2 separate regions of the Homo sapiens genome follow, and region 2 is linked to region 1. A link is an interaction called in ENCODE POLR2A ChIA-PET data of the cell type or tissue named here. Cell type or tissue: PC-9. All regions are shown on one strand. Links, peaks and the distances in the headings refer to the core of each region. The heading gives the core; the rest is flanking DNA.

Region 1 (11,980 bases), core at 1-8,000:
TCCCACTGGCAGTGAAGACTTTACATGAAGTTAAGCTTGGGCTGTTGAAACTTCCAGACCTGGCTGGAAGGAGGAGATGGGGGATCTAGGCAACACCAGGTGCCAGTGTACGCCCTTCACTCAGAACATGAGCTTGTGTTCCTCTGACCCTAAAAAGCGGAGATGAGCAGTGTGTGCCTTGCCTAAGCTACTGAACTATAAACCTAGATGACTTTACTAGGCGCAGTCATAGTTTCTAATTATTTTAACTTGTATATGCATATAAACACGAAAATATTTATGCCTATGTTATAGTAGTATTAATAGCTGTTATATCATTTCCACAAAATTACACGTGGTTATAACTGTAGGGAAGGTTTTAAAACCCTAAGGCAGTTTTTTAAAAAATACCATTGTTTTTAATATTTATTATGGACATCTTTCTGAAAAACCTTAAGTCTAGCTATGTATATTAACATTAAATAACTTAAAAAAATAAACAATACATTATATTGTAGCAAAATAGCTCCATTTTAAAGCCATATAAGTGAAAAAATTGAGTTTTCAATAATAGACTAGACCTTCTAAAGGTATTTTTAACAATTTTGAACTAATATTAAATGTATTTTCTTTTTTGACTATGCCAAGTATATTCACACTGCTCTTGGTACTTTATGTCAGAAGTATTTTTATGTGAAACACTAGGTTGTTTCATTTGTCTGTTTTTACTTGCTCTATAATGAAAAGTTTACTCTAAATCTAAATAAGTTTGCTCCCAAATATCTCCCCAAGGAGAAGGGGGACAGCATAACCAAAAACACAACAAAAACCTAATGATATATAGATATCCAGTGCATGCGACTTCATATTTTCTAATAGTGGTAGAAAGTAACTTTCAAGTATTCCTGTAATCCAACTGGACTTACAGATAGCGATCTCATAAAATGAACATTCTAGAGGAAGAAAGTCCTTTGAGAAACTTGTTCTTTCCAGAAAACCTTTGCCAAAATTCCCATAGGAAACAAAACCATCCATTCACAAAAGACCAGAGGGTACTTGGTCCCCAGTACTGACCTGAAAGTGCACGCATTTAATACTGCTCTGAACTCAAGGTTAACTCTAGCAGAATTAAGGAGTCCTCGTTTTTTTAACTTATTAAAGGTCACTCTATGATCCAGAGCTGGAAGAACTGCTTCTAAAAAGAACGTCCTAATGAAGGCAGGACCCAAAGTTATTTCCAGTTCCTAGTCCTGCTTTCTGTAGCTGTAGGTATCAGTATAGTTGGCTAAGATAACAAGAACAGAGAGATTGGCCCACTCTGGGAACCAAATTTACATGTTTTGCACTTAAGTTAGTCAAATTCATTTTTAAAAATTAGGTTATCATAAAGACTTCAGTTATGGAATAGAAATTCCATAACTCGCAAGTAGAGGGGAATGGGAGGAAGAATTAGTCAACTAAAAAGTGCATGTCTTTCCAAAGCAGGTGTAGGAGGTCAAGAGGGGCTCGAGGCTTCTGGAAGTTTTGCTCCTTTACAGGTTTTGATCTAGCCACTTGATGTAACTATTCCTAGTCCGGATTCCCACTGAGAAGTTGGTGGGCCAGCTAGTGAAAATCATACATCCGTGAAAGCCATCCTCAAAGTGATCCAGGGTCACCTCCACACCGGCACTCTCCAAACGCTTGGCATACATGATGCCATCGTCTCTGAGGACATCATGCTCACACGTCAGAATGTAGGTCTTTGGGAGGAGCTGCAGCACTGCCTGGTCTGCAATGAGTGGGGCGGAGCGGGCATCCAGCAACTGAGGAAGCTCCTGGACAATCCTGGCATTGCCTGTGGTCTGTACAACAGGCTTGTAGTTCTTTGTGAAGGATGCAGGCAAGAGGGATGTCCAGTTTAGACGGGCCCTGACAGCAGCAGCCTCTTCCACATCAAGTGAAGTGTGATTGTTAACGATCATTGCCTGCACAAAGTCATAGTTGCCTTTGAAGTAGTCCACCCAATACTTCACCATGACATAGCGGGGCAGGATTGGGGTGTTCACATTTTGCTGATAAGATGGTGTGTTAAAATCTAAAGCTTGAAGAACTGGATAAATTAAAGCTTGTAGTTTGAGCTTATTTTTTAGGCTGGCATCTTGAGTAAACTAGAGAAGAGGAAGCAAATACATTATTTCATTTTGCATGCCTTCTTTTATAGGAACCATACCCTGTAGAGTAGCTTCATGTGTTACTCTGAATCTGTCAATGGTATAAGTGTTACATTTCTACCAGGCACTGTATAAATAATAAAGTTTAAAAAATAATTCTCCATCATTACCATCACCACCCTATCAAGCTGCTAGATATTTAACTAAGAAAGGTATGATGTTTACAACTCAGTTTTGAGTGAACCCTGTACTTGTATCTATCTTTAGGCAGTTAAGACACCTAGGTATTATGAATGGATAATGTGTGAACCTTATTTAATTTTTTATTCCCTACAAAACCCCCAAAAAGGTCATGGCTTCCTAGGGGGAAAAAAATTAGTCTTATTCTTCCAGAAGAGAGGGGCAGAAAAAACTTAATAAGCAGATTATGAGACTCCTGAGTGTTTAAGTAGGACCTCAGGGTATGCTTTCTGGTGAGCATCTTCACGCTTGGTGAGACAGAATTTAAATAGTTCTGGCAATGCACCCTCCATTCTACATAATGAGCATATGCCAGAGTGAAGTTGTCATGGGAATGTGAATGAATCCCCTACCTCAACAGATCTCAGTCCCCCAACACCTCCCCACAGTGTTAACATTGCCCCATTTTGTAATTCTAGTGTGCAAAATTATATATTTGTCGTGTAACATCTAAAAGAAAGCTAACTAGTCATGAAGCTTCATAGACAACTAAATGATCTTCAAGGTAACTTTAGCCATACACTTCTGCTTCATACTTGGACTTTAGAAACCCATTCCCAGGTGAGATATGACTGCTCTCCAAAAGCAAGAATGGTCAGTAAATAGCACTTTGAATATGTGCCAAAAATTGTATACACATCACCTCACTAAGTCCTTGCAACAGCCCTGCAATCAGATGACACTGTCCTCGTTTTTCTGAGGCTCAGAGAGGTTAAGGGACTTATCCAGGGCCCCGCAGCACTCAACGGTGGGTCCTGGGTTAGATCCCAGTGCTGTCTGGCTTCAAAGCCAAGAATGTTCTCTCCACTGAGCCAAGACTCTCTTCTGACCATATTTGGATGGAAAACTTGCCAATGCCAAATGGAAAATCAAGTTCTTGAATTATAGCAAAAGAGTTAGAAGCCAAGGTACATCATAATTAGAATGACAGATGGTATTTGAGGACACCAAATGAAATTTGGAGGTGAGAAGACAAAGATGTCTTAAGTTACTTCATCCATAACAGGAAGAAAATGTGCTTTTTCCCACTTGCCAAAAAAATTGGGGTGCTATTAGAAGCTAGATATAGTTTTCAAAGAATTAAACCAGGTAAAGCTCATAGTAACTTGTAAGATAATATTTAAATGGCTGAATCGTTTAATTTCTTTCTTTTACATTAAAAAAAAGTTGGGGAAACAAATTTTAAGGTTTTAATTTGGCTCAAAGTTGTAAGGAACAATCTTAGGAACTGGAATTTAAGCAAAAATACTCCGATTTGCAAGTCAAACATGAAAAAGGAGCAGGGGATACTGGAGTTCCATACATAGCCCTGAGAAGCAAGGGATGTCAGCCCTTCTCTAACACTGACTGTAATCAGGGACTTTACAAAGACTCATAGGTGATACTTCCTCCAATGACTCATCTTCCTACTTCAACGAGATCTCTGAGAGCTCTACAAGTGTAATCACATGAACAATTTGGCCATCTAGTGACCGGCCCACCCAGCTATGCATTTGCCACACATAATGGAGGGTGTGTTGGTCTGCTAGACCTTGTCATGCACCGCTTAACCCACCAGCACCTTAGGACAGTGGTGTTACCTGTTGTCCAAGGGCAGCAGCCAGATTTCCACCAGCACTGTCACCAGAAATGCAAATTCTGCCTGGATCAACCATATACTTCTGTAAGACTTCTGGCTTCAGGAAATACTTTGTGGCCCGTACAACATCATGAATTTGCTCAGGAAAATAAACCTTTGGAACTAGCCTGTATCTGTAAAAACAAAAGTTGTATTCATTTAAGGCCTTCTCCAATTTTGGGGGACATTTAAAGTTTAGATGGAAACTGGTTCTTTTAAATCTGGAAATAGATAAGAAATTAATTCAATGGAATTATTGTATGAAAAAGAAAAAATAATAAAATATAAAAATAAACCATTTTCTTGCAAATCAAATACTTAGTTTAAAATGTGATGATTTTGTATTAGTAATAGTACTATTTTTCTTTAAACTATCAGCCACCAAACCAAACCTACTTACCACCAAGAACAACCAAAATAAAACTAACAAGTAAAAGGCGAATGTTCATTACAAAGACATGGATAGCACCGTAATAGATTTTAGAATTTTATTTCTGGAAGTCAGCATTCCATTCATAATGCCTCTGGGTTACGAGGTGACTTGGCAGGATTAACCACTTCATTGATCTCACATTTAATGAGTCCATCATTTACTTCATATAATAAAACTGTACTTCACTGGAGAGGTCCATATTAGCCTGACATTAAACCCAAGAAATGCATTCAATACCTGGAAGACTGTAACTAAAAGGCCGGTTGTTAACTCACAAAAGGGAAGCTAAGTTTTCCAGACGGCCTAGAGCAGGCCCTCGGGGATACTTCTGGGGCTTCTCCAACTGGCCCCACTTCGCAAGATCAGAGTCCTTTGGAATCCTACTCTGTACACCTAGTAGAATTCATATCCCCTTAAGATTCCCAGAAAGCTCTGGTTTTGTCAAATGCCTCACCCATAGTGTTATCTTACACATCTACATTGGCAATCTTGGTTTAGAGTTCCCTCTCACTCTCTACTCCCCTCTTTTGCTTATTAATTCTCACTCATCCTTTAAGCCTTAACTGGAGGGTTTGGCCTCCTCTGGGCAGCCTTCCTTGGTCATATCTCCACTTGCTTTTGGGCTTGAACTGGCTACCATTCCTTGATATTTCTATGTGCCAGGGTACGTCACTCACTGTTCTTATTGGCTCATATGAAAATTATCATATGTTTTTCCTAAAGATTGTGTTCTCTGATATCAGGAACTGTGTTTTATTCATAACTGTGCTTCCAGTATCTGCCAATGTGAGGGGCACATAATCATCCATCCAATAAATCTTTTTTGAGTATTAACATACCTTCATTTTGCAAACGAAGAAACTAAGGCATACAAAAGTTACTTGATTTGCAAAAACTCAAAAACAGACCAAAATTAGGTAGGATAAAAACTAATTACCTAATTAAAAATTAATAACAGCCAATGAAGACTCAAGACTTTTGATTTCCATCTTATAATTAGCATACTTATTTTCACAAACTAATTTTTTCTAAGCTACTCTAAATAAAGACATTTATTTTCCACAGTCTAAAATCCAGCTAGTTGGGCTGAGAGCGGTGGCTCACACCTGTAATCCCAGCACTTTGGGAGGCTGAGGCAGGTGGATCACTTGAGATCAGGAATTCAAGACCAGCCTGGCCAACATGGTGAAACCCCATCTCTACTAAAAATACAAAAAAAGGGCCAGGTGCGGTGGCTTAGGTCTGTAATCCCAGCACTTTGGGAGGCAGAGGCAGTCAGATCACCTGAGGTCAGGAGTTCGAGACCAGCCTGACCAACATGGTGAAAACCCGTTTCTACTAAAAATACAAAAATTAGCCAGGCACGGTCGTGGGCGCCTGTAATCCCAACTACTCAGGAGGCTGAGGCAGGAAAATCACTTGAACCCAGGAGGCGGAGGTTGCAGTGAGCCGAGATGGTGCCACTGCACTCCAGCCTGGGTGACAGAGCAAGACTCCATCTCAAAAAAAAAATAGCCGGGCATGGTGGTATGCACCTGTAATCCCAGCTAGTTGGGAGGCTGAGGCCTGAGAATCACTTGAACCCAGGAAGTGGAAGTTGCAGTGAGCTGAGATCGAAAGAACAAGACCTGGGCGAAAGAGCAAGACCCTGTCTCAAAATAAAATCCTGCTAGGTAATTAAACATCTTGACATTCATTGTAGATAAAATCAAATGGACAAATGTTTGTGAAATACGTTGACAAGTAGTGAATGTGGATCTGGTCATTCCGGAATTACCACATTTTGAAACTAAATGCAATAAAAAAACTCCCTTAGTGGAGGCGGAGCTTGCAGTGAGCTGAGATCGCGCCACTGCACTCCAGCCTGGGCGACAGAACGAGACTCTGTCCAAAAAAAAAAAAAAAAAAAAAAAAAAAAAAATCCCTTAGCGTTTGCCATATAGCAGATAAAATAAATTTTCTAATTTCTTATTTTTCCATCTGGGGTGGTCAATTAATCATGCAAAATGCTTTTTTTTTCCAGTTGATTTTTCACTATGTATGAAAGCTGCTGCTATATAATCTATATAATTCCATTTGAGCAAAAAAGTAGAATTACGCAGTTTTGTCCACTAGATGACATCATTTCATATGAGTCTATTTACCCCTAGTTCTTGGGGTGGGGGGTGGGTCTCAATTTTTAATCTTCAGTATTACCAAGCTGAACTTTTAATTTTAATAAAAACAAATGTACTTCATGACTCAAGTTGTGAAAACAAAGGTTATTTCATTTCAGCAATATCCCACATATCACAATAAACTGTTTTCCTGGTTGCCCAGATGGTCAGAACATATCCACTAGCATCCATATGTCAAATAAGTTGAGTTTTTAGATGTTATTTCAGAAAAGGTCTGAGAGACTTTGATCAAAGGCAATTGGTAACCTAAAAAAAACATGCTACTGCTCAATCTTCTCAATTAATAATTGGCTTATATAATAGGATAAACATGCTTAAAAACAAACAGGTTATGATGCAAGAGTGTTCCTGGTGCCATAAAGATCCATGGCCTAACCCCTCCCCTCATCTGTTTTCATGCTGGAAACATTCTTCAGTTTTACTCAATAAAAATGGACACTTTTGGCCAGGCACGGTGGCTCACCAGCACCAGGCATGGTGTAATTCCAGCACCTGGGGAGGCCAAGGTGCGCGGATCACGAGGTCAGGAGATCGAGACCATCCTGGCCAACATGGTGAAACCCCATCTCTCCTAAAAATACAAAAATTGCTGGGTGTGGTGGCATGTGCTTGTAATCCCAGCTACTCGGGAGGCTGAGGCAGGAGAATCGCTTGAACCAGGGAGTTGGAGGTTGCAGTGAGCCGAGATCACGCCACTGCACTCCAGACTGGTGACAGAGTGAGGCTCCGTCTCAAAAAAAAAAAAAAAAAATGGAGACTTTGTAGACTGAAGAATATCCTGAAAGTAGATATTTATTAGGTTACCTGGCATAAGATGAACTTTCAAAGTAGCTTGAAATTCACCTAAGAAGTATATCAAAATTTTGTAATATCTAGACACAGAAAGCCAAGAATCAGGAGGAAATTCATGGGTGGTACAGCCAAATAAAGCATACATAAATATATCTGCTCTCTGCTGCTGGTGCTCAAAGCTATGTCCCTGCAAAGTAGTGAAAGAGGGTTCTGACATTCAATATTTAAAAACTGCAGATCTTAAAGCACCTGATACGTAAATATCAAAGATGTTATATCATATTAATATTATGGATGCATATATATTCCTCAATTTGCCCAACTCACTTCAGGGAGAGGATGACTCTGCAATGACAAGTGGATTACCTAGCTTTATCACTGCATGTAACTCCCATCAGAAGAACAAAATTTGGTGTAAATTCAGGCATGAGGTTTAATCAAATTAATGTGTACAGTCTATCAAAATGACCATATTCCTGCTGGGTGAGGTACCTTGCCAAATGTTCTACAGACGTATGTCACTCAAATCTCAAGCAAACTTCTGGGTTTAAGGATGAGAATGTGAGGTTGAAGGAAAATGTGTAACTTGTCTGTAACAGCTAGAAGTGGCAGAACTGGGATCTGAACTCACAACTGACTTCAAACCTATGCCCCCAAGCCCCGAATGACACCAATGTGCTAAGAGGGTTGAAATGCGCAATTCTTCCTCAAAATAACCTAACCTGGAAGCCATATGCACAACCTTCTGCTGTGGAAGGGACGCCAAGTTCTCTTCATATAGTACTACTTAGGTGAAAGATACATGCGGCATTCTGGAATAAAATTATACTCCTATCAGATTCAGCAGGAGAGAGGATAAGCCTCACTCCTTTTCCAGCTTTTTTACTTTTCACCATCACCCAAGAAAATCTCAATAGATTCATTTTGGGAACATAAAAGAGTTAATATTCCCCACTGTCTTAGGGGTATTTTTAGTAGGGGATATCCAAAACAAATCAATAATTAAATCCAGATTGTGCTCTCTGAGTGAGACAACTCCAGAGGGAGAATCTATTTATTCCACTAACAGAAGTTTCCTTTCTACTGTTGCATCACAAGGTCAAAAAAAAAGCAAAGCTTCCTTTCTTCCCTGCCCCCTTTATTTATTTATTTTATTTATTTATTTATTTTGAGACGGAGTCTCGCTCTGTCGCCCAGGCTGGAGTGCAGTGGCACAATCTCGGCTCACTGCAAGCTCTGCCTCCCAGGTTCACGCCATTCTCCTGCCTCAGCCTCCAGAGTAGCTGGAACTACAGGCGCCCGCCACCGCACCTGGCTAATTTTTTGTATTTTTAGTAGAGATGGGGTTTCACCGTGTTAGCCAGGATGGTCTCGATCTCCTGACCTCGTGATCCGCTCGCCTCAGCCTCCCAAAGTGCTGGGATTATAGGCATGAGCCACTGCGCCCGGCCCCCTGTCCCCTTTAAGAGACAGTCTTGCTCTGTCACCCAGGCTTGAGTGCAGTGACACCATCATAACTCACTGCAGCCTCAAATTCCTGGCCACAAGCAATCCTCTCACCTCTGCCTCCCTAAGTGCTGGAATTACGGGTGTGAGCCACTGCATCCCACCCAGAAGCTTCCTTTTCATTAAAAGAACATATAATAAAACTGTGCTCGAGGGGAAGGAATGTGGATGGATGACTGTTTCTCCAAAACTGCACCATTGCACTCCACCCTAGGCAACAGAGTGAGACTCTGTCTCAAAAATAAATAAATAAAAAATACATAAACTAGAGGTAAAAAAATACTCTATTATAGTTAAACTGCACTGAAATTTATAAATATAAGGCCTTTTATATTCTAGATTGTATAAATGAGGATACATCTGCAAATCTTAGATAAACACTGTAATGTATTTAACAAATACTTATTGTGCAATTAATATGTAAAAATAGTATAGCGTTGTAGAAGCTACTGAGTAGGAGACATAGCTTTTACGTAGGTTTTGTACTCAAGGACTTCACCTATCAGTCATTTGGTCTGTCCCCAGACCCTTGAGCCAGCATGAGTGACATGAATCATGGAGTCCCAACTCCTGGTGCTCATAAGAGGTGATTCCATTACCAAGGCTGCTGGAACCCCTGCCCACCAGCTTCCTCAGATAAAAACCTTCCCCAGTGCCATAATCCACATGAAAGAATAGCAAAGCCATGACGCCACTACCCACTCTAGAGGGCCTCAAGGCAAGGAGCTGCTGGCTCCAGACAGCCTGTCTTCTAGAAGGCGGAGCTCCAGAAGAACCAAGCGTCCACCATCCTCCTAAAGACTCTTGGAATCATCCACACTTACTTCTGTTTTCCTCAGTCGTCCCTCCGTCTGTCTTCTCTCACATTTCATTCCCTCACTGCTCTCTGCCTCGTCCCTCCCCTCCCAAGCCCTCTTACTACACCACTTTGGTCTTCCATGACAAATCCACTTTTTCTAATGAGGTTCTGCTCATTCTTAGGGGTTTCATCCAAACATCACTTTCTTTAAGACACCTTTTCTGATCCTTTAAACGAGGTAAGATCTTGCCTGTTAGATGTCTCTGTTACTACTTGCCCTTCTACTTCCCATCACTTATCACACTTTTAACATTACTTATTCAAGGTCTTTCTCTTCTAGATCATAAACTCTATGAGGGCAGGAATTAAGTCATTCTTACATTGTTATGTCACCAGCATTTAACACGGTAACTAGCACAAAACAGGAATCCAGTAAATATTTATGGAATAAAAGAAAGAAGAAAGAAGCGAGCCACTGAGATCCCGCTCTGAACTGCTTTTTTTTTCTATTTTTTTGTTTTGTTTTGTTTTGAGATAGGGTCTCTCTCTGTCACCCAGGCTGGAGTGCAGTGGCGCAATCTCAGCTCACTGCAGCCTTGATCTCCTATGCTCAAGCAGTCTTTCCAACCCAGCCTCTTGAGTAGCTGGAACTACAGGCATGCACCACCATGCCTGGCTAATTGTTTTTTAACTTTTTGTAAGACAGGGTTTTGCCATATTGTCCAGGCTGGTTTTGAACTCCTGGACTCAAGTGATCCACCTGCCTCAGCCTCCCAACGTGTTGGGATTACAGGTGTGAGCCACTACACCAGGCCTGAACATCGTTTCCAAGAGAAACATCATGATCATATAATGTTGGCTGTACCTCAACTACAGCATAGGTTATAAAGTGCTCTTGGGTTAGCCTGAATCTTAACAAGGATTACTATCTTGCTATTTCTACAAAAAAAAAAAAAAAAAAAAAGAAAAAGAAAAAAAAGTACTGTGAGTTCCAAACATGCTGATAAATAAACGTGTAAGTTGTCCTTTTCATTCTATAGGCTAGATAGAGCAATAATCCTCCAGACTCAGCTAGTGCTTTTGAATATCTGAACTCCTCTTATATCAATTGTCTAAAATGATTCTCATGACAATTCTCTGCAGTCATTATCCCAACTCAGCATGCATTTACCTAGCATGCACACTCCAAGCCTTGTACTGGGTTCTGGAGATGCAAAGGAAGGAAGACGTGATTTCTGTTTCCAGGAGTTCACATTCTTTTGTTTTTGCTTTGTTTGTTTGTTTGTTTGTTTTTTGAGACAGAGTTTCGCTTTTGTTGCCCAGGCTGGAGTGCAATGGCTCAATCTCGGCTCACTGCAACCTCCGCCTCCCGGGTTCAAGTGATTCTCCTACCTCAGCCTCCCCAGTAGCTGGGATTACAGGCATGCACCACCATGCCAGGCTAATTTTGTATTTTTAGTAGAGATGGGGTTTCTCCATGTTGTTGATCAGGCTGGTCTCGAACTCCCGACCTCAGGTGATCCACCTGCCTCAGCCTCCCAAAGTGCTGGGATACAGTCATGAGCCACCGCGCCTGGCCTTTGCTTTGTTTTTTAAAAAATAGGGTCTCCCTGTGTTGCCTAGGCTGGACTCGAACTCCTGGGCTCAAGTAATCCTTGTACCTCAGCCTCTCAAGTAAGGCACACCACCATACCTCACTGTTTTCCCAGTAGCTCACATTCTAAACATACAGGAAGGGTTCTCAACCCCATTTTGCACATGAGTTTAAATGACCTGCTTGAGGTCACACAGTCATGAGTGATGGAACTTGACTGCCATATGCTCATGCCTCCCATCTGGACACCATGTTGTATAGATTAGGAACAATGCAAAGTTTAAATCAAAGCAGTCCCTTCTAAATTTTAGCCCTTTTCAAAAAAATCCTCTTAAATATATCTTATTCTTCTGTGTCTTATGATAAGCCTTGCAATACCCATTTTACTTGAGACAGATGCTGATAAGGGGAGAAGGGAATGGAGGAACGGTTTAGGGCATGTGGCCAAATAGTGATATTGAAGCCCGGAGGGTAGGCCCTGTGGTAAATGGAAAATCTGCACGGTGCCAACTGAAGCAAGCCCAGCTTCCCTCCTTTTCTCAGGCCTGCAAGGAGCTGGGGCTACACAAGAAACCAACTGAATGGCCCCTGAAGCTTGTTCCTCAACACCGAGCTGTAGGGCCTTGTCTCCTTAAACATCCCCTGTGCTTTCCTCTGGCCAGCTGCTCAGGCCAACTGCCCAAATCATT
Region 2 (12,750 bases), core at 3,142-11,141, 1.0 Mb before region 1:
TAAAATAAAGGCTGAATAATTAAAAAAAACTCTGAAATGTAATATAAACCAAAGTAAATGAACCAAACCTAATGAAGTTAATAACATAATCCAAGCAAATCAAGTTAACAATGTAATCAAACTACTTTTGATTACAGACATTTGAGTGTATACCCTTAGGCTAAAGGCAAAACACTATAAGCAAGTGTTAAACTCTAGTAAGTAGATTCATTTTTCATGGTGGTATGGGCCAGCAATCCCAAACCTATTTTCTGTGTATTAAAAGGTTGAGGATATACATAAATATGCTGCGGATAATGGGAGCCGTGTTTCTCACTGTGAAAGAAAGGAGCTATAAACATAAAAAGAGGGATAGCTAGAAGGAATCCTATGCTGTGGGATTGGAATTGGAGATATCCACATGACAAGAAAGAGAGAGAATAGGTTTGTGTGTGTGTACAAAGGCCCAAAGTAGTGATATTCTAGTAGCAATGATCACATCTAGCACCCAGATTTTGCTTTATAAATACCATTTTTCGCTAAAATAACCTAGGTTCCTTGAAGAAATGGCTGATTGCAGGGCTAGTGTTGGGAATATATGAGTCTGGGACACCTTGTTGTGCCAGTAAAAGAAGATGATTAGCGGGGACATGTCCAAAAATCATCAAGCCACCTTTAAAAGGCCCTCATTGGCCAAATCTGGGCAAGCTGAACTCCAAGATCTTAACTCACTAAATAAGAGAAGCAGCTGTAAGTCCATACTAATATAAATACATAAATGGGGAAAAAGGGAAAACTTTCCTTACAGTAGAATTCCAACTAATTAATTTAAAAGAAACTAATAAATATAGAAAAAAATGATGGAATCACAAAGTCAGCATTTGGTAACTATCATGATAATTGATTCACAGAATAATTAACGCATGCTAAAACCAGGAGGTCAATGGTTGATAAGAAGCAGGATACTTATATACACCTAAAGTGTTTTCCTACAAAATACTATTAATTATGAAGGGAAAAATAGTGGAGAATTCTGGCAGACACCACCTTCACTAAGTGATCAAAGTTAATATAACCAGTAAGGTTGTTCCTGCTATGTTACCGTAAGAACACAACCTCACTTCTGTGATACTGCTCCAAAAAAGCATAAGCTAAATCTAATCATGAGAAAATAATGGACATACCCAAATTGAGGGACAGTCTATAGAGCAACTGGCCTGTACTATTCAAAAACATCAAGATCATGAAAGCTCTGCCACCCCCCAAAATCAAAATGATTGAAAGATAATTTCAGATTAAAGGAAAATAAAGACATGTGACAATGTCACAAATTATTGTGAGCTGAATTCTAGCCTAGGAAAAAGCCTTTTTTCCTCTTTTGCTATGAAGTACATTCCTAAGACAACTGGCAATATTTCAATAAGGTCTATAAACTGGATAATAGTATTATATCAATGTTCATTTATTTTGATATTTGAACTATACTTGATTAAGAGAATGTCCTTGTTTTCTCAGAAACCACATACATATTTAGGGGGAAATTGGTATCATGGCTGCAACTTATTCCAAAATGACTCAGGGTAAAAAAAAAAATCCCTACATCTATATATGAATGTATCTTTCTATTGAGAGAGAATGATAAAGCAAAGAAAGTAAAATTATTATAACATCTGTGAAATTAGGATGAAGGATATATGGCAGTCCTGGAAGCTGTTCTATAAATTTGAGATTATTTCAAAATTAATTTTTTTAAGATTAATGATACTGACTAGCTTTTAGCAGCTTGAAGGTTTAGGACATGTCATATTCGTAATTTTCTAAAGCACATCTATGTGCCATGCCAAAGCAGGCCTACAGAGTATCAGCAAAACATCAATTAGTAAGACATCCTGTCAGCCCACAGTCCATACCTACTTCCCACTCATCCTTGACTATGCAATAACTCTTACGAAGTAATTAAATCTTTATTTCTTTGTGAAAAATGGCCTTGGGAAGAGACCTAACAGTTGGTTCCAGTAACATGATCTAAAAGAAAGATAATGGTTCCTAGCCAGAAAGTAGACATTTTGGACAAATGCGAGTGTGGCCTGTCAAATGCTATGGGGACACCCATTTATGATGTGAATAAATTCACCATGAACTCTATACGGAAAGAAGAAAAAACAAATAGAGAAAATATTTCAGCCAGTACTTTATTCTGTGAAAAAAACTGCCTTGACATGTAATAGGTACAAAGGTTGGTGATGTTAATTTATGTTATGAGGATATACTAGAGAAACATATGCTTTTTGAAGAAAATATGAGCAAGCCAGGAGCATACATAAGCATTAATGTGAAGAAATAGATGAACAAGTATAAGAAAGAGTCCCAAATTACATAATGCCATGGAGGTATCTGAGAACCTGGAGATTTATTCAGATCCCAGGACATACCTGTTGTGAACATTGGTGTGTGCATCACACACCGGGGCCTGTTGCGGGGATGGGAGGCTAGGGGAGGGATAGCATTAGGAAAAATCTCTAATGTAAGTGATGGGTTGATGGGTGCAGCAAACCACCATGGCATGTGTATACCTATGTAACAAAACTGCACGTTCTGCACATGTACCCCAGAACTTAAAGTATAATTAAAAAAAGAAGAGAAATTCAATACAATAGACTCAATATTTATAAGGAAATTTCGTGAAAGGACATCAAGAATTGTTACAGGCTTTCGTTCCTTGTAGCACTTAGTATATGTACGTATCTAATCCTGATTGAAAACTTCTGGCCCTTATCTTAAATTATACTAAATTGGCTGCTAAAATACCAAAATTAACAAAAATTATAAAAACAACAAAGAAATGCTTTAAATTAAACATTAAATCTCTGAAGACTGGTATATCAGATAATTATATACTAATAGCTGCTGGTTTTCTTTTCAGGAATTTTAACATATTCATAGCAGCAGTTTTGTTATTCTAAATAATTAAAACAGTAGAGAACTATATTTCTCTATCCAATTAGAGATTAGCTAGTTCATGTATTTAAAACCACTACATATACAAAAACAAAGCCAACAATACAACCTTGTACTTTAGAAACAGGCATTATGTAATTAATCTTTGCTCTCTGTCTAGCATATGAACATTTTCCCCACTGAGATGCCTTATTTTGACTGTTCCCAAGGTACTTGGAAATCTTTTCATAAACAGGCTTAGCATTGAAATTAATTCTTGTGTTAAAAACCAATTTGCACCCTTGAATAGGCAAAGGCAAGAAAAGGGTCCAGAGCCAAAGGAAATACTTTATAATAAGCTCAGGACATTTTTACTGTTGAGAAACTCAATAATAAGCTGTTTTGCCCTATATCCTCACCTGCGCATTTTTACAAGCCACTGCCAGCGCTGAATGATTTTCCCGATTTTATTTTATCGATATATCTTTTATAAATTTACTAATTCACTATCATCTTCATTTTAGGCCATTAGAAAATAGAGACAGAGATAATACTCTGGCAAATCTCTGTCCTAGATACAATGAGATGCAACTTTTGGAAGTATTCATTATTGGTGATGTACATATCTTTTGTCTAAAGTTGCTTACAAAAGTTTTGTAGGTTGAGCAGACCATCAGTGAAAAATTACTGAACACACAACACCAATATATGTACATATGCCTATTTTGAAATTATATACATGTACTAAAAACTTGTCACTATTTTAACTTGTCAATATTTTAAATTTGTATTTAAAGTTTCCAAATCATTTAAAAATTCTTACAATTTATAAATTTTATACTACAAAATTCTCGTCTTTAAAGTGTACAAATCAGTATGTTTTATAAGTAGTACATTCACAAGGCCGTACAACCATCACCACCACCTAATTTTAAGACATTTTTATCACTCCCCCAAAAAAACCCCACACTCATTAACAGTTACACCCCATTCCACTCTCCTCTACACCCTATTATTCTACCAACTGGCTCTATGGATTTGCCTATTGAAGACATTTTATAAAAATGAAACCAGACAATATGTGGCCTTTTGTGCCTGGCTTCTTTCACTTAGTGTAAGGTCTTCGAGGTTCATCTGTGATGTAGTATATGTCAGTTCATGCCTTTTTACATCTAAATAATACTCCACTGTATGGATACACCCCATTTTGTTTATACATTCATCAGTTAATGGACATTGGGTTGTTTCCACTTTTTGGCTATTCTGAATAATGCTGCTATAAACATTCATGTACAGATTTTTGTGTGGACATTTGTTTTTAATATTTGGGTAAATGTTAAGGAGTAGAACTGCTGGGTTATAGGCTAACTATATTTAACTTTTGCAGAAATGCCAAACTGGCTTTCCAAAGAAGCAGTACCATTTTTCATTCCCAACAGTAATGTGTTAGGGTTCCACTATTTACACATCCTTGCCAATACTTTATTATTATTATTATTATTATGGCCATCCTAGTGAATGTGAAGCTGTGAGGTTGTATTGTGGGTTTGAGTTGAATTTCTAGTGACTAGTGATATTGAGTTTTCTTTTATGTACTTATCATCCAGTTGAATATCTTCTTTAGAAAAATACCTGTTTAGCTGCTTTGCCCATTTTTTATTTTTTGAGTTATTTTTATTTTTATTACTGAATTGTAGGAATTCTTTACATATTCTGTACACTAGTACCTTATACATATGATTTGCAAATGGTTTTCTCTCATTCTGTGGGGTGTTTTCACTTCCTTGATAATGTTCATTGGAGCACAAAGGCTTTCAAGCTTTCATGTTTGATGAAATCTAAATTATCTATTTTTATATGTTTGCTTGTGCTTTTGGTGTAAAATCCAAGAAGCCATTGTCACAATGATTTATGCCTATTATTTTCTTCCGGGAAATGTATAGTTTTAGTTTTTACATTTAGGCCTTTGATCCATATTGAGTGAATTTTTGTATATGGTATGAGGTAGGGGTTCAACTTCTTTTTTTTTTTTTTTTTTTTTTTTTTTTTTTTGCAAGTGGATATCTAGTTTTTCTAGCACCATTTGCTGAAAAGACTATTCTTTCTCCATTGAATTGTTTTGGCACCACCTTGCTGAAATTTAATTGACCATAATCATAAGAATTATTTTTAGATTCTCGACTCTATTCAGTTGACCTGTAAGTCTAACTTTATGTCAGTAGCACACTATTATTGTGGGTTTACTGCAAGTTTTGAAATCACGTATGTGACACCTCCAATTTGTTCTTATTCAAGATTGTTTTGGCAATGCTAAATGCCTTGAAATTTCACATGAACTTTCAGATTAGCTTGTCAATTTTTTCAAAAAGGTAGTTGGGGTTTTGGTAGGGATTGTGTTGAATGTATAGGTAAATTTGGAGAGTACTGCCATCTTAACAATGCTAAGTCTTTCAATCCATTAACACAGAGTATTTATTTATTTATATCTTCCTTAATCTCTTTCAAGGTTTTATTATTTTCAGCGTAGGTATCTTCCACTACCTTTATTAAATTTATTCCTAAATATTTAATTCTTTTGATGCTATTTTAAATCGAATTGTTTTCTTAATTTCATTTTCAGTTTACTCATTGCTAGAGTATAAAAGTGAATTGATTTTTGTATACTCATCTTGTATCTTGAAACACTGCTAGACTAATTTATTATCTGTAATAGTATGTGTGAATTTCTTAGAATTTCCTGCATACAAGATCATGTCATCTATAAAAAGAGGTAGTTTTACTCTTCCTGTTCCTTTCCCTTTAAAAAATGTATATTTTTCTTGCTCAACTGTTGTGGCTAAAACCTCCAGTACGATGTTGACAAAAGTGAACTTTCTCATCTCATCACTGATCATAGAGGGGAAAGCTTTCAGTCTTTCACCATTAAGTATGATGTCAGCTTATATGTGACATCTACACATACCATTTACATGGCTGAGGAAGTTCCTGTGTATTCCAAGTTTGTTGAGGTTTTTTTGTTTTGTTTTAATTATGAAAGTGTTTGGGATTTTGCCAAATAATTTTTCTGTGTCAATGAGATGATTATGTGTGGTTTTTGTCCTTTGTTCTATTAACATGATGCATTACACTGACTGATTTTCAGATGTTAAAACCAACCATGCATTCCTGGGAAAAATCCCATTTGGTCATGATGTATAATCCTTTTTATATTGTTGGATTCAGTTTAGTAGTATTTCACTGAGGAATTCTGTGGTACATTCACAAGGAATATTGATCTGATTGATCTGTGGCTTTCTTTTCTTTTCTTTTGAGACGGAGTCTCACTCTGTCACCAGGCTGGAGTGCAGTGGTGCAATCTTGGCTCACTGCAACCTCAGCCTCCCGGGTTCAAGCGATTCTCGTGCCTCAGCCTCCCGAGTAGCTGGGACTACAGGTGCATGCCACCACGCCCAGCTAATTTTTGCATTTTTAGTAGAGATGGGTTTCACCATGTTGGCCAGGATGGTCTCGATCTCTTGACCTCGTGATCCACCTGCCTCAGCCTCCCAAAGTGCTGGAATTACAGGTGTGAGCCACCATGCCTGGTCCTTTTCTTTTCTTATAATGACCTTGGTATTGGTATCAGGATAATACTGGACTCTTAGAATGTGTTGGGAAGTATAGTAATACATTGCTTAATGAGAATGTGAGAGAAATGTGTCATTGGGTGATTTTGTCATTGTTTGAACATCATAAAGTGTAATTACACAAACCTACTACACAAATCATATAGTCTACTACATACCCAGGCTATATGGTATAGATTATTGCTCCTAGGCTACAAACCTGTACAGCATGATACTATACTGAATACTGTAGGCAAGTGTAACTTAATGGCAAGTATTTGTGAATCTAAGCATAGAAAAAGCATGGTAAAAACATGGTATAAGAGATCAAAAATGATACACTTAACCAGCTGGGCACGGTGGCTCACGCCTGTAATCCCAGCACTTTGGGAGGCCGAGGTGGGTGGATCACGAGGTCAGGAGATAGAGACCATCCTGACTAACACAGTGAAACCCCATCTCCACTAAAAAAATACAAAAAAAAATTAGCCAGGTGCGGCGATGGGCGCCTGCAGTCCCAGCTACTCGGGAGGCTGAGGCAGGAGAATGGCATGAACCTGGGAGGCGGAGCTTGCAGTGAGCCAAGATTGCGCCACTGCACTCCAGCCTGGGCGACAGAGCGAGACTCCGTCTCAAAAAAAAAAAAAAAAAAAAAAAGATACACTTACATAGAGCACTTACCATGAATGAAGTTGCTCTGGGTGTGAGTGGTGAATAAATGTGAAGGTCTAAACTATTACTGTACACTACTGTGGACTTTATAAACACTGCGCACTTAGGCTACATTAAATTTTTAAATTTATTTAAAAATAAAATAATTGTACCATGCCATGGGTATGACTGTGACATCATTTGGTGATAGGAATTTTTCAGCTCCATTATAATCTTACGGGACCACCATCATGCTGCAATCTGTTGTTGACTGAAATGTCATTATGCAACACATAACTGTATTCCTTTCTCCTATCTATTTTTGGGGAAAAGTATGTGAAGAATTGGTGTTAATTCTATTGCGGATGGTAGAACTAATTAGCAAAGCCACTGGGCCAGGGCTTTTCTTTGTGGGAAGATTATTGATTGCTAAATTAATCTCTTTACTTGTTATTGCTCTATTTAGAATTTCAGCTCTTTCTAGAAGCAGTTTTGGGAGTTTGTGTCTTTAATACAATACCATTAATCGTATGTATCAATCTGACTGGGCCAAGAGGTGCCCAGTTTAATATTGTTTCTGAGTGTGTCTGTGAGGGGTTTTCTGGATGAGATTAGCATTTGAATTCGTGGATTCACTAAAGTAGATTGCCCTCCCCAATGTTGCTGGGCATCATCTAATCCATTGAGGGCCAGAGGAGATCAAGAGACAGATGGAAAAAGAATTCATGCCTTTTGATTCTTGCTTTTCTGCTTCTGTTGGAATCTCGGTCTGCTCTTACCCTTTTACTACCATTAACACCATTGGCTCCTCTGATTCTGAGGCCTTCAGACTTGGATGGGAATTACATAGCCAGCTTTCCTGGGTATCCAGCTTGCAGATTGTGGAAATTCTCAGCCTCCGTAATTACTTGAGTCAATTCCTCATAATAAATCTTTTCATATATATATATGAAAGATAGATATATAAATATATAATATATAATATACAATTTTATATATTATTTATATATAGCACATAAAATATATATCTATACATATATTTATAATATATAACATATAAGTAATATATAAATATATCATATATTATCTATATATAAATATATCATATATTATCTATATATAAATATTTTCATATAAATAAAAGATATATATGAATATATATTATATAGATGGATATATAAATATACATGTAAATTATATATTTATATATAATTTTTAATTTATATTTTATATATTATATAAAATTATATAAATTAGATATAATATATTCATTTTTAATAGATAAATATTTTATTTAATACATAATAAATAATATATATTCATATAATATATATTATATAAATATATATTCATATAATATATATTATATATAATATATATTCATATAATATATATTCATATAATATATATTATATATAATATATATTCTATATAATATATATTATATATAATATATATTCATATAATATATATTATATATAATACCTATTCATATAATATATATTATATAAATATATAAACATATATTCATACATATATCTTTCATATATATGAAAAGATTTATTATGAGGAATTGGCTCAGGTAATTATGGAGGCTGAGAAGTTATATTTACATAATTTCTCTCTCTCTCTCTCTCTCTCTCTCTCTATATATATATATATATCTCCTATTGGTTCTGTTTCTTGAGGGAACCCTGACTAATACAATGTCTTTAAAGGAATTTGTCCATCTATCTGGGCTAATTTGTTGGCATACAACTGTTCATAGTATTCTACACTCCATTTTATTTCCGTAAAGTCAGTAGTAATGTCCCCTCTTAGTTTCTGATTTTGGTACTTTGAATCTTCTCTATTTGTTACTTAGTCAGTCCACCTAAAGTTTGTCAACTTTGTTGATCTTTTCAAAAAGCTAACTTTTGGTTTCACTAATTTTCTCTATTTTTTTCTATTATCTCATTTATTTCCCCTCCAATCTCTGTTATTTATTTTATTCTGCTTGCTTTAGGTTTAGTTTTCTCTTCTTTTTCTACTTTCCTAAAATGTAAGGTTAGGTTATTGATTTGAGATTTCTTATTTTCTATTAAATAATATAAATGTTTATAGTTATAAATTTCCCTGTAAGCATTGCTATAGCTGCCTCTCATAAGTTTGGATATGCTGTTTTCATTTTCATTCATCTCAAAATATTTTCTACTCTCCTTTGAAGTATCTTCTTTGATTCTTTGGTTATTTAGAAGTATATTGTATAATTTCCACCTATCTGTGAATTCCCAACATTTCCTTTTGTTATTTATAATTTCATTCCATTGTGGTCAGAGAACATACTTTATACAATTCCTTAAATGCCTGTACCAAATGAGTTTCTTATACTTTACTGAGGGGCTCTGTGTATGTGTGTGAGGGCCACAGGCCTTACATGCTCAGGCATGCAGTTTATAACTCTGCCTTAGGCTTCACTTTCTGCTTCCACAGAGCCTCAAGGTCAGCCAGAGGTGAGAGCTTAGGGCCTTCTCAATCCTTTCCTGAGCACGTGCATTGCCCTGGGCCGTTGCACACAGCCCTACACAGACCCATGACCTTTCAGATTCCCAGGGATATGTTGGAAGTTTCTAGTGCCCACTAGGGGATCTCCTTCCTCAGCTTATCCTCTTAAGATTTTTAGTCAGCTTCTTGCTCACTCAACTGTTACTGCCTCTTCAGTCAGCTGTGATGCTAAATAAATGTTGCTGATTGTTTTTGATAAATACCAGGTTTTTTAAAAAGTCTACTTGCACTGAGCAAGGTCTGAGTCAGGTGAAATAAATATAAGTACTTAGAATGGGAGTTTAAAGGGAAGTGCCAGACAGGTCAAATAATGACAATGTGAGAACTGTGGGACATGGGAGCCTTAACCCTGATCTGCTCCCTCCAATGGCTGCTAGGCTGCTGGTTTTCACCCTGATTTGAGCAGCTGTTGGCTTTTAAGATTATCATGGAGCTGAGAAGAGGGAGATGGGTATATGGCAAGTTAAAATGCCACAAAGCTTGCTATTCTTACCAAGATTCAGCTGTTTTTCTTGATTAAACACTCCTTGGATTGTTACAAGCCTTTAGTTAATTTCCCCATCCAAAGAAGTTGATTGTGACAACTTTTGTCAGTATTTTTGTTGCTTTTATGTAGGACTATATTTTTGGAGATCCTTCCTCTGCCATTCCTGCTGATGTCCTAATTTCTTACTTTTAAGCTAAAAATATACAGACTTGGAAAGTCTATTATTTTCTACCCACATTCCAGTACATCATCCAGTGCACCCCATTTGGGAGGCTACCAGTATAAAATAAAAACTTCCTTCAAAATACTCAATTCAGGTTTATATTCTATCTGAAGGTCATATCATGACCTTCACATGATTAGGATGAGTCCTTCTGCCTTTTCCAGACCTCCTGCAGCAGCTCCATTCTCTTGGTCCATTGGATTGAAACTCAGAATTAGCTGACACTTCCCTTCCTCTCCTGCTTCCACATCCCCTCAAGTCATCCCTCATAATCTTACCCACACATGATCCTCCTTTTCCATTACCAGTGCACCTTTGTCTCTTGCTTGCCACCATCTCTACCCTGTTTACCAACAGTAAATGAATCTTCATATAAACGTCAGTTTGATGAATTTGCTCCAGGGGCTCAGAGGGTTTCCACCAACCTCTTCTTGCCTTCTGGATAAAACCTAGCCTTCTTAGTGTGGCTGTCCACGTTTTCACAATCTGGACCCAACTTGAACTAGAAGTCATACAACTTGGGTTCTGATTCCAGCTTAGTTTGTAATGATACACAAAGATATAGAGCAAAGATATAGAGCACAGAGATATAGAGCAATATTGAGTGCCCACTATATGCTGAACCCATAGTTCAGGGAGCTATAGATAGGTAAACCCCTAGTTACAATATATTGTAGCCAAGAACTAGGTAGAAGAATCAATTAAGAACACATCTGAGGCTGCACATGGTGGCTCACACTTGTAATCCCAGCACTTTGGGAGGCTGTGGCGGGTGGATCACCTGAGGTCAGGAGTTCTAGACAGGCCTGGCCAACACGGTGAAACCTCGTCTCTACTAAAAATACAAAAAAATTAGTTGGGCATGGTGGCGCACACCTGTAATCCCAGCTACTCGGGAGGCTGAGGCAAAAGAACTGCTTGAACCCAGGAGGCGGAGGTTGCAGTGAGCTGGGACCACACCATTGCACTCCAGCCTGGGCAACAAGAATGAAACCCAGTCTCAAAAAAAAAAAAAAAAAAAAAAAAGACGTCTGCGAAAGTGTCTTTGAAAAGTATAAAAAATTGTATCCAGTAGATAAAGAAGAACAAACAACTATAATACCTCATAAAGATGATTGTTATTATTAAAACAACTATATATAAATAAAAATAAATAGAAATTACAAAGATGCTCGGTTTTTATTACCTATTTAGTCTTGGTGTCTTCATTTGAATAATGGTTTGGGCAACTTAATGAGAATAAATACTTTATTACAGGTGAACATTTTGTGGGGTACCTTTTATAAACAGAGTTCTATAATCACACTGTGAAAACATTAATGATTACTGATACCTCACCTTCATAATAAAAAACAATGATATGAGAAAAAAAGCAGTTACTTACGCTCTGCTTTTAACTGTCCAAGGATGGAATTTTCTCCTCTGCACATGGTTCTGAAAATATGTAAAGGAGAAAATAATTACAGAGGTTTCAAAACAACCAATCCCATGCAGTATCTGTAGGTTTAATCCTAACACAAGTAAAAACAGAACAAGTGCTTCTATGAGAAGATGCTACATATATATCTAAATGCTAAAAACAGTTACATGAATATCACTTTTGTAATGCTACTAATAGGGACATGATAGTTGTTTTGAGGTAGGTAAATGGAAAAGTTATAAAATTCGTGTTAGATTTCAGAAAGAGAGGCTATTAAAAAAAGAAGGGTCATGAATGAACTTTCCCTCTTACAAAACTGGGTAACAGCAAAGATAAATTTAGAATGCATCAGTAGATAAGAATACTTAGAGAATCACATTGCTCTCAGAGGTGAAAAGGGCAAGCACTTAGCAGAATAATTTACAAATTAAACTATTAGAATGGACTGTCTTTAAATTCAGCAAAACCACTAAAAACGAAAAATATAGTCTCAAATAAAGGACTCTGCTAATGATTTTGTTTCTTAAGACTCTGATAATCACTGATGAATTATAAAATCTGACAAAACCAAAAATTCTATGCTTCATCTGCTTGCTCTATGAGAGTAATAAAGAGTATACTTATGCCTGAGAAATGCTATTATTAAAGATGATGCCAGCAAATAGAGATGTTTTTGCATAATAAAAGGTTATAGTTTTTGTTTCTGAACAAAAGCCAAATGTGTTATTTCATTCAGCTGGTTCGAAGGCAAGAAAATAGTCATAGAAAACAATTACAATTAACAATATTACAAAAATAATATTAGAATGGCGAATGAAATTGATAAAATTCAATTAAACATTATGTCAGAGCCTTAAATACTTGAAAAGCTTTATCATTTTATAAATCAGATAATATTAGAAAT

What was found. ChIA-PET counts read pairs that join two places held together with the same protein. Peaks named below come from ENCODE experiments on the same cell type or tissue, not always from the same donor. Only the 100,000 strongest peaks of a DNase experiment are listed, where the experiment ranks them.
Region 2: POLR2A ChIA-PET joins it to region 1 with 6 read pairs; 2 of 35 experiments call an interaction of 5 or more read pairs at or near these places.

Annotation. Positions count from the first base shown.
Region 1 is chr3:172,631,964-172,643,943 of GRCh38, forward strand. NCEH1 (neutral cholesterol ester hydrolase 1) reads right to left here. Exons shown (of 5, transcript NM_020792.6): 4 at 3,953-4,124; 5 at 1-2,129. The coding sequence ends at 1,512. Among named protein-coding and RNA genes, the nearest start is that of LINC02068, 42 kb to the left of the region's middle. In PC-9, for the core only: no CTCF peak of the experiment used is centred there; DNase peaks (open chromatin) are centred at 3,838 and 6,198; H3K27ac peaks cover 1,122 bases.
Region 2 is chr3:171,631,030-171,643,779 of GRCh38, forward strand. It overlaps PLD1 (phospholipase D1), which reads right to left. Exons shown (of 27, transcript NM_002662.5): 23 at 11,811-11,860. Among named protein-coding and RNA genes, the nearest start is that of PLD1, 170 kb to the right of the region's middle. In PC-9, for the core only: no CTCF peak of the experiment used is centred there; no DNase peak of the experiment used is centred there.